Linked DNA regions of Homo sapiens: region 1 is linked to region 2. A link is an interaction called in ENCODE POLR2A ChIA-PET data of the cell type or tissue named here. Cell type or tissue: K562. All regions are shown on one strand. Links, peaks and the distances in the headings refer to the core of each region. The heading gives the core; the rest is flanking DNA. Region 1 has its middle 9.1 kb from the start of GNG4. Region 2 overlaps GNG4 (G protein subunit gamma 4).

Region 1 (2,911 bases), core at 170-2,669, 59 kb after region 2:
GGTCTAAAAATGCACATGGTGGAAAGGGTGGTGGAAACAGCTGTTCTTCTAGTCTCCACCTCAGGCTGTGAGACCTTTTACCTCCTAACCCTGTTCTCCAGACCGTTGTAGAAAATAAAATAGCATGTCTAATTCATATCCACGTAGGAGCACAGGTAAGTGGCTTTTACTTGGTTGTAATAAACTACTACTGTGCAGAAAATTGTGTATAGAAACTACATAATGAAGTTACCTAATTACTCATTTGTATTTAGATTATATCAACCACTATGAAAATTATAGCTTAATTTTTACTAAAAGTCTCAGAAAAGACAGTCTTTTTTATTTACCCTTGGAACTGGATTCCAAGGACTTTTACAGCTATTTTAACAAAATTAAAATCTGAGAATGAAACACCAGTTCATTATCATCAGTCTTCAGAAGTTTTGGTAAGACCTGTTTACTTTACTTTGGCAATGAGCCAAACTTTGCCACGAGACAACCTTTTTCAAACTCATCTCTCATTAACTTCCTTCATGAAGGAAGAAACGAACTCAGCTCTTGAGCAGGAATATTGTAGCCTAGTCTCAAATGATCTTCTAGTCATTTTGGCCTCAAAGGACACACTGTATTATTTAATTTCTCTCAAACAGCTGAGTTGCAACCCAGTGTCCCCAAAGTGGCAAGATATAGTTTTCTGTTGTCACATGACACATGATATAGGTGGCACCTCTTTCTCAACTCAATGTGCATATACGTGTATATGTTTGGTATCGGCAAATGTAGCTGCCTTAATTGTGCAGTTGAAAACGACTGGGGGAAATCCTGCATGCAACATGAAGCTTTTGCAATACTCCACAATACCAGTTTGTGCTCAACCTACAAGCTCTTTTGCTACCTTTGACCTCAGTGGTGAATTGTTCTCTCCAGTAGCAGTTGTTTTGTTTCCTTCCCATCTACCCTCCAACTGCTAATGCTTTTCAGTTGGTCTTTCTGCTTCAAGGTTTTAAGCTCATTAGGTTTTAAAGTGCTTTGGCTTCATAGTACATGGAGTGTTATCCTGAGAAGGAGTACAATGAAAAAATAATATAGCTGACCAAGATGTGAGACAGTTTGGGACAAACTGGGGACACCTGAAGGATAATCAGCAAAGAGGGCCTGCAACATGCATAATCCAAGAACTCCCATTGTTCTGCAATTACTGATAAAAAATGTTCACTCGTTGAGTTTGTTTCCTCTCATTTTTATATACGTTGGCCTTGCCAGGTGCAGTGGCTCACGCCTGTAATCCCAGCACTTTGGGAGGCCGAGGCAGGTGGATCACCTGAGGTCAGGAGTTTGAGACCAGCCTGGCCCACATGGTGAAACCTCGTCTCTACTAAAAATACAACATTAGCTGGGCGAGGCTGCAGGCGCCCGTATTCCCAGCTACTGGGGAGGCTGAGGCAAGAGACTCACTTGAACCTGGGAGGCGGAGGTTGCAGTGAGCCGAGATTGCACCCTTGCACTCCAGCCTGGAAAACAAAAGTAAAACTCTATCTCAAAAAAAAAAAAAAAAAAATCGGCCTTGTAGCTTTTTTTTTTTGCTTTTCCCCTCAGAACATAAACACGTCATCCAAAATAGTGAGAAGCAGGTCACCAGGCATGAGCTCTTTTTTTTTTTAATTGTTTTTTTTTTTTGAGACTGAGTCTTGCTCTGTCGCCCAGGCTGGAGTGCAGTGCTCACTGCAACCTCTGCCTCCTGGGTTCAAGCGATTCTCATGCCTCAGCCTCCCCAGTAGCTGGGATGACAGGCCCGTGCCACCACGCCTGCCTAATTTTTGTATTTTTTAGTAGAGATGGGGTTTCACAATGTTGGCCAGGCTAGCCTGGAGCCCCTGAGCTCATGATCCGCCCACCTCAGCCTCCCAAAGTGCTGGGACTACAGGCATGAGCCACTGCGCCCGCTGCATGAGCTCTTTCGAGCTGGAAAGAATCCCGCTCCCCTCCCTTCCCCACCCAGCCTCTAGCCTCGGGCTTGCACAGAACTGGCGTTCAGTGAACATTGTGGAAAGGGTGAGTCCAACTGAGACTTTCAGGTAAAGAGGGGACATCTGGGTTGGCAGGCTCACACCGACAAAATGCTACTGCTCAGTTCTCTTTGGGACAGACACCTAGGAACAGGAATGCTGTAGTCTTGAGAATCTTAAAATACCACAGATGCAAAGCAGAAAGAAGGGCAGCCCTCGGGCCCTTGGACTGCTGTTGTTGACGTCACCCACCGTTTTCACTCCCACCCTCACCCACCAAGAAGCTGAGACAGGGACAGGATGTTCTTTCCTTCCCTGGGCCTTTGCTGATGTTCCTGCCCCAGTTATTGAACATGTATTATCTGGAACACATCTGCCCCCATCTTCACCAAATTTCCGATCATTCATTGGGTTTCAACAGAAATTTCAATTTTTCTTTTTTGAGACGGAGTCTCGTTCTGTTGCCCAGGCTGGAGTGCAGTGTCAAAATCTCAGTCACTGCAACCTCTGCCTCCCAGGTTCAAGCAATTATCCTGCCTTAGCCTCCCAAGTAGCTGGGACTACAGGCGCCTACCACCATGCCTTGCTAATTTTTGTATTTTTAGTAGAGATGGGGTTTCATCATGTTGGCCAGGCTGGTCTCTAACTCCTGATCTCAAGTGATCTGCCTACCTCACCCTCCCAAAGTGCTGGGATTACAGGCATGAGCCACCACGCCTCACCAAAAATTTCAATTTTTCAAGAGGCTTTCTAGATCACCTCAATCTAAATAAAGTCCTTCCTCTTACATTCTTTCAGAGTACCCTATATTTTACCTAACACTTACCATGGTTTGTAACTGTACATATTGTGTGTTATTTATGGTGGTTTCTCCACCAGCCTGTAACCTCCAGGAGTGCAGGGGACCACCGTGCTTTGTGCAG
Region 2 (2,911 bases), core at 94-2,593:
GCAGCGGAGGATTGTTTGAGCCCAGGAGTTCAAGACCAGCCTGGGCAGCACAGTAAGACCCCATCTCTACAAAAAATTTAAAAATTATCTGGGTGTGGTGGCACACGCCTGTGATCCCAGCTATTCAGGAGGCTGAGGCAGGAGGATCGCCTGAGCCTGGAATTTTGAGGCTGCAGTGAGCTGTAATCATGCTACTGCACTCCAGCCTGGGCAACAGAGACCCTTTCTCAAAAAACCCCAAAAATATAAAATTAAAAAAATAAAGATCTTGATGCCCAAGTCAAACCCCAGGCCCTTTAAGCCACAATCTCTGGGGGAGGACTGAGGCATCAGTGGAAGTTGAAGCTTCCCAGGTGATTTTTTTTTTTTTGAGACAGGCTCACTCTGTTGCCCAGGCTGGAGTGCAGTGGTGTGATCTCGGCTCACTGCAACCTCCGACTCCTAGGTTCAAGTGACTCTCCTGCCTCAGCCTCCCAAGTACCTGGGATTACAGGTGCATGCCACCATGCCTAGCTTAATTTTTGTATTTTTAGTAGAGATGGGGTTTCACCATGTTGGTCAGGCTGGTCTTGAACCCCTGACCTCAAGTGATCCGCCTGCCTTGGCCTCCCAAAGTGCTGGGATTACAGGCATGAGCCACCACACCCGGCCTTCCCAGGTGCTTTTAATGTGCAGCCGCGTTTGAGACACACTGCTCAAGTCTGCATCTAGCTGGAGCATCCCACACTTTGGTGTGTATGTCATGAAACCCGTATCTCAGGCTCTCACTCAACAGGACTGGCTGGGACCTCGGGGAGGCTGCATGCTGCTACTCACAGCCTGGTGGGAGACATCAGCTTCAGTATCCCCTGGAGCTCGTTAGCAATGCAGAATCTCAGGTCCTACCCAAACCTACGAAGTCAAATCTGCGGGTTTTTTTGTTGTCGTTGTTTGTTTTTTGGTTTGTTTTTTTTTTTTTTGAGACAGAGTCTCGCTTTGTTGCCTAGGCTGGAGTGCAGTGACGCGATCTTGGTTCACTGCAACCGCCGCCTCCCGGGTTCAAGCGAGTCTCCTGCCTCAGCCTCCCGAGTAGCTGGGATTACAGGCGCGAGCCAACACGCCTGGCTAATTTTTGCATTTTTAGTAGAGACGGGGTTTCACCATGTTGGCCAGGCTGATAACAAACTCTGACCTCAAGTGATCCGCCCACCTTGGCCTCCCAAAGTGCTGGGGTTACATGTGTGAGGCATTGCACCCAGCCGAATCTGCGTTTTAACCCAGGTGATTCAGGTTTACGTTAGAGTTTGAAAAGTTCTGAGCTAGACCAGCAGGGCCCAGTCCTGCCTTATGCAGGGTCCAAGATGAAGAGCCTGGCTGAAGACACGTGGGTCAGTCATAACAGTGGTGGACAGCAGAGGTGCTGTTCTCCTGACCCTTAATGTTATTCACAGCCCCATCAGCTTTTTAGATTCCTCTTTTAGATAACTTACTAACTCTAGAAGCTCTTTGAGAGGCCACACATCAGAAAAGACACTATCAATTTCTCCTTGTCCTCCTGGCATTTGCATAGCATCTTCCATCCAACGCTTGAAATGTATTTCAGATGTCAACCCACCAGCCTACCCCAGGAAGTGATTTTAGACACCTTCCCTGTATCATTGCTATTTCTCAAAATAACACAGATTGTTGGAGCTGATGGGAATTTAGCTCTTGACTGGATTCCTTTATCTGGTTGCGGAAGAAAGCTTTTTTTTTTTTTTTTTTTTTTTTTTTTTAGACAGGCAGAGTCTCACTCTGTCGCCCAGGCTGGAGTACAGTGGCACGATCTTGGCACACCACAACCTCCACCTCCTGGGTTCAAGAAATTGTCCTGCCTCAGTCACTCGAGTAGCTGGGATTACAGGCATGTGCCACCATGCCCAGCTAATTTTTATATTTTTAGTAGATATGGAGTTTCAACATATTGGCCAGGCTGGTCTTGAACCCCTGACCTCAAGTGATCTGCCCACCTTGGCCTCCCAAAGCGTTGGGATTACAGGCGTGAGCCATGGCGCCTGGCTTTTGTGTGTGTGTGTGTGTGTGTGTATATGTGTGTGTGTGTAAGAGAGAGGGTCTTGCTCTGTCACCCAGGCCGGAGTGCAGTGGTGCAATCATAGCTCACTGCAGCCTTAATCTCCTGGGCTCAAGTGATCCTCCAACCTCAGCGTCTGGAGTAGTTAGGACTACACCCAGCTAATTTTTAAACTTTTTGTACAGACAGGATCTCACTGTATTGCCCAGGCCGGTTTTGAACTCCTGGCTCAAAGGATCCTCCCACCTTGGCATCCCAAAGCATTGGGATTACAGGCATGAGCCACCACTCCTGGCTGAAAGCTGCTTTTTAATAGCACTAAATTTTACCATGATGTTTTCAAAAGCTTTTCTTCCCTCTCAAAAGAAGAAAATATATTCATCTTTGAAAAAATTGCTGTGTTTCATTGTGAGGTAGTGGGAAGGCCCACTGGCTGGCCATGAGCTAACTGGGAGCCCCTCAAGGGCAGAGGCCTTGTTTTTTTTAGCTTCTGTGCCCCCATTGCCAAGATAGGGCGGGCACGCCGTAGCCAGTCCCTATGAACGTGACTCTGGTGTGCATGAAAGAATAAACTGAGGCTTCAACAGAGACTTTAATTCCCCATGGCTGCTGCTGTTTCAGTTCTTAAATGGAGCTAAATTAACTCTGGGTTGTGAAGGGTAATGACCCAGAGTCATGCAGATGTACTGATGGCTCCAACAACTTCCTTACTTTGAGAAACAGTGATGATACAGGGAAGGTGTCTAAAACCCCTTGTTAGGGTATGGGATAGGCTGGTGGGCTGACATCTGAAATACATTCCAAGCAATGGATGAAAGATGTGGCTACTAGAATTAATTAAATCATCTAAAAGAGGAGCCC

Evidence for each region. Peaks named below come from ENCODE experiments on the same cell type or tissue, not always from the same donor. Only the 100,000 strongest peaks of a DNase experiment are listed, where the experiment ranks them.
Region 1: POLR2A ChIA-PET joins it to region 2 with 6 read pairs; 5 of 35 experiments call an interaction of 5 or more read pairs at or near these places.

Annotation. Positions count from the first base shown.
Region 1 is chr1:235,657,476-235,660,386 of GRCh38, forward strand. No RefSeq gene overlaps it. Among named protein-coding and RNA genes, the nearest start is that of GNG4, 9.1 kb to the left of the region's middle. In K562, for the core only: no CTCF peak of the experiment used is centred there; no DNase peak of the experiment used is centred there; H3K27me3 peaks cover 959 bases.
Region 2 is chr1:235,598,376-235,601,286 of GRCh38, forward strand. All of the region lies in intron 1 of GNG4 (G protein subunit gamma 4), which reads right to left. Among named protein-coding and RNA genes, the nearest start is that of GNG4, 50 kb to the right of the region's middle. In K562, for the core only: a CTCF peak has its summit at 1,361; a DNase peak (open chromatin) is centred at 1,303; H3K27me3 peaks cover 988 bases.